Regions from separate parts of the Homo sapiens genome. Here region 1 is linked to region 2. Evidence: chromatin contacts called from ENCODE Hi-C data. All regions are on one chromosome and are shown on one strand. The core of a region is the stretch at or near the end of the contact, and the rest is flanking DNA. Distances in the headings are between cores, read along the strand shown. Region 1 holds the start of RNF32-DT (RNF32 divergent transcript). Region 2 holds the start of MNX1 (motor neuron and pancreas homeobox 1).

The links. Hi-C counts contacts between places; a loop is a spot of excess contacts on that map. Pooled maps may share reads with other maps.
Region 1: a pooled map shows a loop between it and region 2 (8-fold over the local background). The contact joins the promoter of RNF32-DT here to the promoter of MNX1 in region 2. A Hi-C loop is called at or near these places in 14 of 37 single-sample maps with no recorded cell type and 6 of 50 pooled maps.

What each region holds. Positions count from the first base shown.
Region 1 is chr7:156,636,917-156,642,978 of GRCh38, forward strand. RNF32-DT (RNF32 divergent transcript) reads right to left here and starts at 3,619. Exons shown (of 4, transcript NR_026865.2): 1 at 2,032-3,619. RNF32 (ring finger protein 32) reads left to right here and starts at 3,858. Exons shown (of 9, transcript NM_030936.4): 1 at 3,858-3,895. RefSeq lists an enhancer at 3,289-3,880 and a silencer at 3,449-3,758.
Region 2 is chr7:157,009,408-157,015,378 of GRCh38, forward strand. MNX1 (motor neuron and pancreas homeobox 1) reads right to left here and starts at 1,256. Exons shown (of 3, transcript NM_005515.4): 1 at 253-1,256. The coding sequence starts at 943. It overlaps MNX1-AS1 (MNX1 antisense RNA 1 (head to head)), which reads left to right and starts at 1,450. Exons shown (of 2, transcript NR_038835.1): 1 at 1,450-1,900. RefSeq lists silencers at 418-467, 478-547, 1,058-1,667.

The DNA.
Region 1 (6,062 bases), core at 2,369-4,868, 370 kb before region 2:
AGTGTTTAGAGACTAGGCAGGTGGGCAAATTCAAATATTATGGGTATGATACATTAAGAATCCATAGGCCAGGCACGGTGGTTCACGCCTGTAATCCCAGCACTTTGGGAGGCCGAGGCAGGCGGATCACCTGAGGTCAGAAGTTCAAGACCAGCCTGGCCAACATAGCGAAACCCCGACTCTACTAAAAAATACAAAAATTAGCTAAGCGTGGTGACGGGCACCTGTAATCCCAGCTATTCGGGAGGCTAAGACAGGAGAATTACTTGATCCTGGGAGGCAGAAGTTGCAGTGAGCCGAGATGGCGCCACTGCATTCCAGCCTGGGCAACAGAGACTCTGTCTCAAAATAAATAAATAAATAAATAAATAAATAAATAAATAAATAAATAAATAAAAATACAGGGCCAGCACTAGTATCCAATATCATGATCTCTAGTGTCATCATGAAGAAAACCCCATCTTCCACAAGCTGGACTCCAACTGCCTATTCTAGTATTTGAACACTTTCTGTGAATTGCGCTCTACACAAGCAAAATATAAGATTTTCCCTTCATATCAATGTCTTCCACTTAAATAGTCCGCTATTGCCATCCATCTTGGGCTGCTCTTCCTTGGATAAGCACAGGTATCATCACTCTTTTTGTGATAATGTTTATACAACAGATCTCTTAGAGTACCACCCGCAGCTTTCTTCTTAAGCACAGTGGAGTACAGAAGTGCATCTTAATCAGCCAAGTACACTGGTGCCCTTCTCCTTGTGACTAAGCACCTCAACATCCTTAACATCATGCACCTCTAATTTTCTCTTCCGTCTCCACTATTCCTAGGACATTCAATTAGTGGTTTTGAAATTCTAAAACAATCATGTGGGTGCTTACACAAATGGCACTGAACAGCACCATGGAGAATGTACTCAATAGCAGTTTTCTGAAGATGTAAACATGCTTTGTATACATGCAGTTTCTCAGGCCCATCTCAAAAAAACAAAAAAACTTTTTTAAAACAAAAGGCATAATGTTAAAATACAAATCATTGATAACATGGTTTTGGGGACAAGATAGGTTGACTATATTTTTAATTATCCCTATCCAAGAATGTTGCATTCTGATCATCTAACTCATTTCAACAGAACACACTATCTTGAAGAATGAATGTATTCTTCAAATATCAACTATGTTAGCTTTGTTTTTGTCAAGAATTAGAAAGCAATAAGGTTAAATTTTCAGTCAAGCCTATACTTAACACAAATCGATTGCACATTTCAAAATAGCTAGAATAATTTGAATGTTCCTAGTGTAAATAGAAGATAAATATTTAAGGGGATGGATATCCCAATTACCCTGATTTGATTTTATGAATTTATCGAATTATCACGTTATCCAAAAACATGTTCATCTAATATGTATCAATAAAAAATAAATTTAAAAATAAAAAATTCACAATATTCTTCGTGGCTAACTGAAGAATGACCAATTTATTTTGAATAGAAAACATGCAGACAGAAAAACTATCATGAAAATTTAAACATGTGAACAGAGGGTAGGAATTTTAAAACGGTAATTTTTCTTAGAACTTTAAAGTTCAAGAAAAATACCTTAAAACCAACATAAAGAATAGCAGGCACTGTACTAAGCAGTTCACCCACAGTATCATGTTTTAATCTCACCACAGCCATAAGGCGGTAATAGCATGCATAGATATCATTCCAATTTTTCCTGTTGCAAGTAACAGAAAACCAGACCCCATCTGGCTGAAGCCAGTAAGAGAAAAGACTAACAGGAGGGCCAGCCTCAGGACTCAAATACGTCACCAGGACATGGGTTGCGTCCCAGTCTCAGCTCTGCCAGTTCCTGTAGAACCCTCCTTCCAAGGTTCACAGGGTGGCTACCATAGCTTCAGGCCCTCACCTCATGATAAGACAGCAATACAACTGCCATTTCATGTCTGTTGCTGTTTCTACATTCAGTTAGAATTAAATAAATTTTCCAGTAGCACCCACAAAAATACTGAGTCCACCTGGTTGGCCTACCTAGATATATCGCCAGCCCTGATCAAGTCACTGGTCACGGGCCTGGATTTTCTGGTTCGCTTAGGCTAATCATACGTCCCATCCCAGGACTGAAGAAGTACCAGGGCTGTTGCTGGAGAGTGGCTAATGTCCCCTTTACAAATAAGGAGCTCATGGTTTAGGAAGATGAGCTTGCCAAAAATCACACACTTGTAAAATAAGTCAAAATTTGAACTTAAGTCTACTTATCTGAGCCCAAAGTCTTACAACCATTTATGGCTGTTATCCTAACACCTACGTCGCGGAACGGAAGAGTCCTAAGACTGCAAAGACCCTTCCTTTTCTTCTAGATCCAGTCTAAGTTGGTTGGTAATTTCTTTAGACCCTGCTTTCAGGGAAGTTTAAAAAAAATTACTTGCATTTGTATATTTTCCTTGTATTTTCGGCCAAATTTCTTCTAATTAAAGTACAACATAAGTTGAACCAACACAATAATTGTCATATTAAGAAAAGATAAAACAAACTTTACTCATTTCTGCTTCTGGGCATGGAGTGTGAGGGACCAGACTTAAGTTCTCAAACAACTACAAAATCAGACCAAAAAATACAATGGTTTCCAGGCACCGGACGACAGGCAGTGCAGGGCTGTGATCCTTAAGAGAAGGGAAGCAGCGAGCCAGAGTATCCAGGCCACAACCCAAATGGAGGCCAAGAGAGGAACAGCAGAGGATACAGAGGGAGGGTTCCAGGGGCCAAGACGCAATCCGAGGGGAAGCCCTTCCGGGGAGAGCTGGAGTCCTGGGGTGGCCTTCTCGAGTCTTCCCGAGCAGGTCTGTGCAGCGAGGAAACATCCGAGGCTGGAGTGAGCCACGCGGAGGAGGAAGAACAGCCCGAGCTCACAGGGGCGGGGAAGAGTTCTAGCTCGCGACAGCCCCTGGGAGGAACCCTGCACTATTTGTGGCGTCGAGTAAAGCACCGGAAGGCTCTGCTCAGGAGCGTGAACGACACCGCCCGCTGCAAGCCTGGAAAGGAACGCGTTGCCTCAATTCACTCCGATGTGTCACACACGCGGCTCAGTCACCTAGGGAGCAGGAAAAGGCCAGCGGGCCACGCAGGGCTCACCCGGGCCTGCATCCAAACGCAAACGGCCAGGCCCACGAAGCAGGAAACACAACCCGCAACGAGAAGCAAAGGGATCCACAGAGAAGGGCCAGGAGTCACGGACGACGCCAGGCAGTCGGCGCCTGCGCTTCCGCGAGCCAAGACGCCTGAGCGGCGCGGGGGGATCGGGGGATCCCCCAGAAAACTGCCCTCGACTAACAGCGCAGCGAAGGGGCGGTGCGCTCGAGACCCTGGAACGGGAACGACCACAGCCACCGCAGGGAAACAACCGGGGCCCAGGCCCAGGTGGGCGGGCGGCTGAGGAGCGTGGCTGCGCCCACAAAGCCGCCGGGGGCTGCGGACTACAGCGAAGCCGGCGCGGGGCTCGGCCCTCACTACACGAGGCCTGGGCGCCTGCACGCCCCCGTGCTTCAGCCCGCGGCTCCCGAACACCCCCGCCAGGCGATCCCCAAAAACGCCCGCTGCGCGAGCCTCGACGGGAACGCACCTGCGTCTAGACGCTGACGCCGTGCGCGGGGCGGGGGCCGGCGAGCATGCGCAGTGTGGTGTGGACAGGGCGTGGTTGGCAAGCATGCGCAATGTGGGCCGGGCGGGGCTGGCGAGCATGCGCAGTATGGGGCGGGGCGGGGCAGGGCTGGTGAGCAAGCCCGCGGGGAGCGAGCGCGGAGGCGGGCGTTGCTACGGCAACGGTGGGCGGCCAGGGAGTTGCCTGAGGGAAAAGGGGCAGACGTCCCTGGGTTCCGGTGTTCGCGGAGGAGTCGAGGCACGGAGAGGCTTCGGGGGAGGGACGGAAAGAAGGGTGGCCCGCCAGGCGGGCGGGGTCCATGGATTCGGGGTGAGGGCCGTCCGCGGCCTCGCTTTCGCCTCCTCCGAGCCGGGCCGGCGATGGCCGCAGCTGTGAGGCGAGGTCGGGTCCCGTAGCGGCGCGCAGCCTCCTTGGGGGACTCGGGGTCCTGGTTAGTTTCCACAGCTCCTTCTATCTGAGGGGTACGAATTTACGGCTGCCTAAAGCCTTAGAACAGTGATCCCACGTCGGTAATTTTAGAACCCGGTAGGACCGGCTGCCATCAGGGGCCCCAGGTGCAGGGTGGTGTCAGCTTTGAGAGGAATTGGAGCCTCGTCACCGCGCGCTTCCTGCATGAGTGGAACCTCAGAAAACGGTCAGCGGGGTTCAGAAGGCAGGAGATAACACCAAGACCCTACGTAGGATTGCATCTTTACGTCGTAGGCTTGGTCTCGTGTATTTTTATTGAGCGTGTTTAATTAGCTGAGGTTACTCGCTTTGGCACCCCAGTGATCGTTTTTGCCACCAAGCTCTGCCTCTTGAGCGTTTAATACTGGGATTTACAAAGCAACGGGTTCCTGTTAATCTTAGCTTTCAATACTGGGCAAGGGTTACGTTTCTAACCCTACCAGTGCCGCAGGCTCATTATATATTGAAGGACTCACCTGGTATTTGGTTTTCTCATTTATAAAGTGGAGTTGGAGTAGGTACTTGAAGGGTTTTCAATACCTTTAAATTCTGAATTTTAAACTCTAAAACTTAATGATACCGTAGGACTTTAAGAGAGTATAGGTTTTAAAAGCTCTTACCTTGATATTAATGACAGTGGTCTACTGTGTAGAAACTTGAGATTAAATTGCAGACTGCAGCTATGACCGGACCATTTTTAGTGTGATGCAAACTGTATCTTCTGCAGGTTATAGGCATTTTGGAAGCAGGAACTGAGAAAATTCTGGCAGTGATCTTTCAGTATTTTAAATTCCACCATTTCTCCAAGTTCAGTTGTCTTGATGAGATACAGGGTGGAACTTATTTCAAACATCTCTTGATGCCAGAATTGAACGGGAACAGAAAAGGGCTGTAGTAAGAACCATCATCAAAGCCTCCAGGACTTGAGCAGCGACTGACGTTTTTACTTCTAACCCTGGATATCTCAGAGATTTGGTTCCACTGTGCTTTTCTATCTCTCCACTCACGCCTTAGTGAGTTTGTTCTTTCGGTTGGAGTAATTTAATACAAGTGTTAGTCCTTAGAAATACATTTTGGATTAATTTCTTTCTATTTTTAGAGTTAGGCCCTCAACACAGTAAGTCTTCACTTAACATCATCCATAGGTTCTTAGAAACTGGAGCTTTAAGCCATGCAGTGTACAAGGAAACCAGTTTCACCATAGGTTAATTGATATAAATAAGAGGAAAGTTCCCACAGCACATTCCTGGTCACAAAAACATCGCCAAACTTCTAAATAAAGACCAAAGCACTTCTAATATGAAACACTGAAGTACATATGAGCTCTACATTTAAGAAATATCATTACCCAATTTCTGGTGAATCCATGAGTGACCGGGTTGTGGAGGGGCTGTGTTAAAGATAATGTTGGCCAAGCCAAAGCTCTGAAGCACCTCCCCCTACCATGCAGTTTCAAAACAAACAGGAGCCACTTCTCAGCCCGCTGGGCCTTTCTTACTGCATCGGGTATTGTCCTGCATCTCTGTGTGAATACCGTATGCTTTACGAGTTTTTATTTGACAATAATTTGTATCCTTTCATTTTCCAACCTGCTTATTCCAGTTCAGGGTGGCAGGGGGCTGAGCCCATCCAGGCAGCTCAGGACCAAGGCGGGCAACAGTCCTGGAGAGGACGGCATCCCATGGCAGGGCACACTCACACTCACTCAGACGGGGACGCCCCAGTGAGCCTCACGTGCACAGCTTTGGGATGTGGGAGGAACCCGGGGTACCTGGAGGAAACCCACAGCACATGGGGAGGACGTGCAAACTCCAAACAGACAGTGGCCCCTGCTGGGGATCAATTTTTTTTCTCATCAGCGTTATAGGGAAACAACATTAGAAGAAATATGTTCAAGGGCCTTCTGTGCCAGTTCCTAGATTACTTGAATAACTTTCTATTTCTCCTCATCACAGTA
Region 2 (5,971 bases), core at 6-2,505:
CCTCCAACTGCCCCTTCCCGTTAAGAGAGGAAGAGAAGGCAAGGCCTGCGCATGGCCATTTTAATAATTCGCTGCCCGTCTCATGCCTGGGGGTCCGGGCGAGTCCTCGCAGGCCCCGGGCAGAGCCGAGGCGGCTTCGCAGCTCTTCCCCCGCTCGCTGGGAGCCAAGCGCAGAGAGGGGCAGGCGGTGCCGGTGGAGGATGCGCGAGGCCCTCCCGCCACGCGCATCCACGGGGGCCGCAGGGTACTCACAGTTGAAGTCGGGCATCTTAGGCAGGATCATGCCCGCGGTGGACGCGCGCAGCCACTGGTCCAGCTGGAAGGTGCCGGCGCCCAGCTTGATGGGGTCGGCGGGGTGCGCGGGGTGCGCGCCTTGCACCTGCGGGTACGAGTAGGAGAGCGCCGGGTGCTGGCCCGCCAGCGCAGCCGCCGCCGCCGCCGCGGAGTAGCCGTAGACCGGGTGGCCGTAGAGCGCCGCCTGCGCCGGGAGGCCCGCGCCGCCCTGCGCGCCCCCAGGGTGCAGCCCCAGCGCCAGGCCCCCAGCGGCGGCGGCGGCGGCGGCGGCGGCGGCAGCGGCCGCTGCGCCCGGATGCGCGTGGTGGTGGGGCCCCCCGTGCCCGCCGCCCGTGCCGCCGCCGCCGCCGCCCGCGCCCAGGAAGCCCGGCTTGGGCAGCAGCGCGCAGTGCGCGGCCAGCAGGCGCGGCGGCGACGGGCTCTCGGCGCGCAGGCGGTCGGCGGGCGCAGCCGGCGGCTCCGAGGACGCGGGGCTGCAGCTGCCGCTAGTCCCGCCGCTCGCCCCGCCGCCGCCGCCGCCACCTCCGGTGCCAGATGCGGCGGCGGCGAGCGACGTGACCAAGGCCAGCGGCGCGCTCTGCGCAGAGGCGGCTCGTGGGGGGTCCACCGCCAGCAGGGCGTCGATGCGGAAATTTTTGGATTTTTCCATCGGCTCGTTTGGGGCTGGCGCTCAGGGCCCGGTGGCGGGCGACGCGGCCGTGTGCGGGCTCGCGGAGTCAGTGCGTGCGGTGCAAGCCCGGGGGCTCGGTATTGTTATGGTGGTTATTTGCCAATAATCAAAGTCGCCGCCGGAAACTCAGCCGAGGGTGACCATGGTCCCGGCGCCTCCTCCGTGCGGGCCCCGCCCCGGGCCGCGCTCGCACAAACTCCCACGCGAGTGCTTCCCCGCGTCCGGGCCCGGGAGCCCGGTTCTTTGCGCTGCAGCCCTCAGGCGACCGCGCGGAGGCCGCTGCCGCCGTGGTGGGGACCCGCGCCCCTCCGCGCACTTGAAGCTCAGCGCGGCTTCCGATTGGCGCGCGCAGCGGGGGCCCGGGGAGGGCCGCGGGCTCCGCCATTGGCCGAGGGGCGCACCTGTCACCGTCCCGGCCGCCCGCCGCCCCGCCCCCGCGCCGCGAGGTCCTAAGCAGCCCGGGCTGTTGCGCGGCGCTGGCGGGCGGGGACACCAACGGGGAGTGGATACTCCGAGGCTCAACCTGGGGCCTCTGCCCGCCCTCCCCTGGGTGCGGAGCCGGACGGCGGGCACTGGCAACCCCCGGGCCCCTGGAGAGCCCCGCGGCGGCCCAAGACCCGCTCCCGAGACACGTGGGCCCCTCCGGACTTGGTTGGTCCCTGGAGCCAGCTGCGCGCGTCCTCTCCGGCCTCCTTGTCGGCGCTGGAGTGGGTCCACGTCTGCCTTGCGGAGCGCGGTGGTTCCACGCTCCTGAGCGCCCACGCTGCGCAGACCTGGCCGCTCTGCGAGGCGACGGCAGCGCACTGAAGACCGTGGTGTTTCCCAAGCCCTCCCTGCTCTCGGGCCTCCAGGGCGCAGCAGGGGAGGGTTTTGTCCCCGTGGCCAAAGCTCTGCAGGTCGAACCTTATCTGCTATGGGAAGGCCCCGCATTTTCAGGTGTGTGTGCGGGGGTGTGGGGGTGTAAACGCGCATGTGAGTGTGAGTTTGGCCTCCACGAATCCTCTCTGGGAGCCCCTGCCCCAGTCAAGGCGGAGACGGTAGATCTGGGCGCTCTGGCCTGCAGAACCCAAGTCGGCTTGCAGACGTCGCCCACGTGCCTGCTCAGTGGAGCGGGTCCTCGGTGACAAGGCTCTTCCTCGCTGCCGAGGGATGCCCATGGGCTTGCGGGAGTCAAGGCCCACACACCTCGGCCCTGAAAAACCCGTGGGGCCCGGCATCCTTCGGAAGCCCTGCCGCTGCGACCCCCGGCCAGTCCCCGGGCAGGAGCGGGGAAAGGCTATGTCTCTCGTGCTGCCGGGGCCTCCTGGGAAGTGGAGAGGAAAGGGCTTCCCGTGAGTGAGCGAGGCACGGAGTGAGCATCCAGGTCTCACCCCTCCCCCACACGCACACTTCAAATATTTACAGTAAAACCACTTCCAAGGGCGTTTTTGAAGCTGAAAGAATCCACACAGGGGTCGGGAAGTCAAGCGGCATCAACACCAGGCTTTGTCAATAGCGCCATTAGACCCAGTTATCTTCCCCAGCAAGCGTGAGAACTGGGAGGGAGTTCCAGGTTCCAGGGCTTGCTATGCAGGTGAGAGGTGAATAAAGGACCGGAAGGGGCTGTGGAGAGGGGAGAGAGCCAAAGAGAAACTCAGTGCCAGGTAAACTTCAAAATTAGCACGCCAGGTTGCTACAAGAGGGATTTTTAAAAAGGCAAATATAGAGACCTTGCCACTTCTCCTCAAAAGGCTTTTGACCTAGGCGAGAGTTGATGACAGTGACTCTGTTGCCATGAGTGGTATCGTTTTCATTATAACACAGGGTAGTTCCCAGATGCACAGGACTGGTTGGAAGGTTAGGAGGATGGCAATGGATGAGTAACTGCAACTTGGAGTAAATGTGATCTGGCTTTGCAGAGCCGACCACTGGTAAAAAGAAATCCCAGGCATTCACATGGAGTTTGTCGTGCCTTTAGATGTCTTTGTGGTGACACAAATGCAGTTCTACCTCTCACTGGAGAGAGGGAAACACGCGCATTTCTTGAACACCTACTATGTGCTATGAGCTTTCTGCAATTCTCATCCGTAATCTTCACTATGACACTAGAAGGAAGATTTTTATCATCTCCGTATCTCCATTTTCTTTTCTTTCTTTTTTTTTTTTGTATTTTTGGTAGAGACGGGGTTTCACCGTGTTAGCGAGGATGGTCTTGATCGCCTGACCTCCTGATCCGCGCGCCTCGGCCTCCCAAAGTGCTGGGATTACAGGAGTCAGCCACCGCGCCAGGCGCCCCCCACTTTTTTTTTTTTTTTTTGAGATGGAGTTTTGTTCTTGTTGCCCGGGCTGGAGTGCAATGCCATGATCATGGCTCACTGCAACCTCCATCTCCCAGGTTCAAGCGATTCTTCTGCCTCAGCCTCCCCAATAGCTGAGATTACAGGCATGTGCCACCAGGCCAGGCTAATTTTTGTGTTTTTAGTAGAGATGGGGTTTCACCATGTTGGTCAGGCTGGTCTCGAACTCCCGACCTCAGGTGATCCACCCACTTCAGCCTCCCAAAGTGCTGGGATTACAGGCATGAGCGACCGTGCCCGGGCTATCATCTCCATTTTCTAGAGTACAAGTTCAGAGAGTTTGGGATCCTTGTTCCCAGCAGACAGTTTGGCCTTAGAGCTGGGAGTGGGACCAGGTCTGATTGCAGAGGCCACACTGTTCCCACCCTGCTGCCCTCAAAGCTTTCAGGTACACCTAGCCCTGAGTCCCCATCCCATCTGTTTCTTTTTGGGGAGGGAAGGATTGTAAAGGAGACCAGAGATTCTTAGCCACCTGTCCCAGGCAGGAAGCCCTAGCTGTGACTCTGCCTCCCCAGGGTAGAGAACACAGCCTTGGCCTCCTCCTCCAGGGGTTTGGCACCAAGGCTGACTTGCCTTTCTCTTCTCATCACCCCCATCTGCTGGGGGCAGATTGCTTGGTCCTGAGGTCAATGATTTAGGGAGCTGGGGGAAGGGAGTGGCTGCAGAAGAAATCTCCCAGGATGGACCTTGGAGAAGATGCTGTTCCTCTCTCCAACCAAAAATACACACTGCCAGGGTGATTTTAGTTGGTGATGGGGTGTGTAGTCTAGACTCATGACATCAGCCATCTCCTTCAACAAAATCACAGTGGGTGTTTTCTGGCTTTTTTTTTTAACTCCTAGAGGAATTAATTTCACCCCTTTTTGTTCTGTAATAACCATGGTCCAAAACCCCTTCACACCCTGTCTCATGTTTCTATTCTGCCTGAGACCTGCTGAGGACACCTCCCTGAAAACACAGACAGGACAACACGTGTGCAGGTCCTTCAGGTGTCTGTACCACCTGTGGGGCTGTGCAAGGCTGTCCGAGGAGGCCTAGCCTAGCAGCCCTGCGTCCTGTCCGGACCGCCCCTCTGGCTGAGGTGCCATTTCAGGAATCTGAAGCTCCTTATCTCGATGGATTTGTTTCTTTGTCTACAGAAGCAGGGGTTGGACCAAATGGACTCTAAGGAGCTATAGGGCCTTAAAATGATCAGATGTTCTGCTTATATTTAAGAATATGTTAATATAAAAAGGAGGTTCTCTGTAAAGCTGCATGGAGAGAGGCAGGTGTGGGGGAGAGAGGGAGCTATCTGGGAAGTGTGGATCTTTGTGTGGTTTACAATGTGTGAGGCGGAGCCTGCTGGGTCTCTTCCTGTTCCCAGTATCTGTATTGATCCAGCCCAGCTGGCTTTGGGGCAGTCTGGAGCTGGGCTTGGGTCTTGGGAAGGGCCACAAAGAGAGATCAAAGGTCTGATCCTAGTAGTGCTACCAAACCTGAGTCTCCAGGTGAGTTTTCTCTCCAGCGGCCCCAGGGGCAGAACTCAGCCCTGGAGAGTTCTCCCTGGAGCTCTTGGTTTCTCAAGACAGGCAGAGAGGGCCTGGTGCACCCTAATCAGCTGGCCCCCACCACAGCTCCTCCCTGCCCAGCGCGGGAGCCTGCTTTCTACAGGCCTCCTGTTAAGGAACTGAAGAGTGCCTGCAGCTGCCCTTCCTTCCACTACTTGGGAAGGAGATGGTGATTTCTACAAACCATCACAAAAGAAAACGCCGTTGTAGTCTGTGTCTGTTTACATCTGGACTTACACACACAACTGGGAACCCGTGAGGACTGGGGAAAAAACCTGTACATTCACATATTCACAAGATGCGAGGCAGGTATCATGCATTTATTTATCATTTAGATATTGCTTTTTTTCCATGTGAAATGGAGCAGTTGCCTGGAAGGGCACTGGGTGGCTGAAGCAGGGGGCAGATCTTGCATTTCCAAAACTGAAGCCCAGGGCCAACAGAGAGGACTTGGCTGCAGAGGGGCCCAGGCACATTAGTCCTGTCCTGCTGAAGCCATGTGGTCTTCGGGGACTCATGCAGTTCCGTTTCAATGTAAACTGTCAAGGCTTTCTTCAGGAAACAGGCATGAAGATGCTGTGTAACTGGCCGGAGGGACCTAAGCACGAGTTTGAGATGGGACTTGCCCCTGGCACAGGAAGTAGCTTAGTTAGGCTGGAGTGGGAGCCCAGAGGGTCAGAGCAGGAACTGCTGGGAGATGCTCCGACCTCCTTCCTGGAGCTCAGAGGGAAGGAGAATCTGTGGAGAGGGCCTAGGCTCACCGGAGCTGGGGACATCTGCTCAGGTCCCCCCACCAACCCCAGCCCCTTCAGAGCAATGGGGGCCAAAGGCATCAAGTCATTCATGCTGTCCTTTGATCTGCTGACCTCCTCTATGGCCCCTGGGAGCTGGGCCTTAAAGGAGTCTGGAAAGGGTAGGCTCAGGATTAGCAACCCAAAGACCTGCAGCTCAAACCCTCAAACCGAGGCGGGGCCTGAGGTGGGCCCAGGTCTGCTGTGTGCTCCGCTCTATGGGTTTTCTCCCTCAGCCCCTCCTCCTCAGCCTCTCCCTGCAACCTGGATTTCCTGTTGCCATTTTAGAGGGCACCCTCACCCCGACTCCTCTCGCATGGCCAGCACCACCCA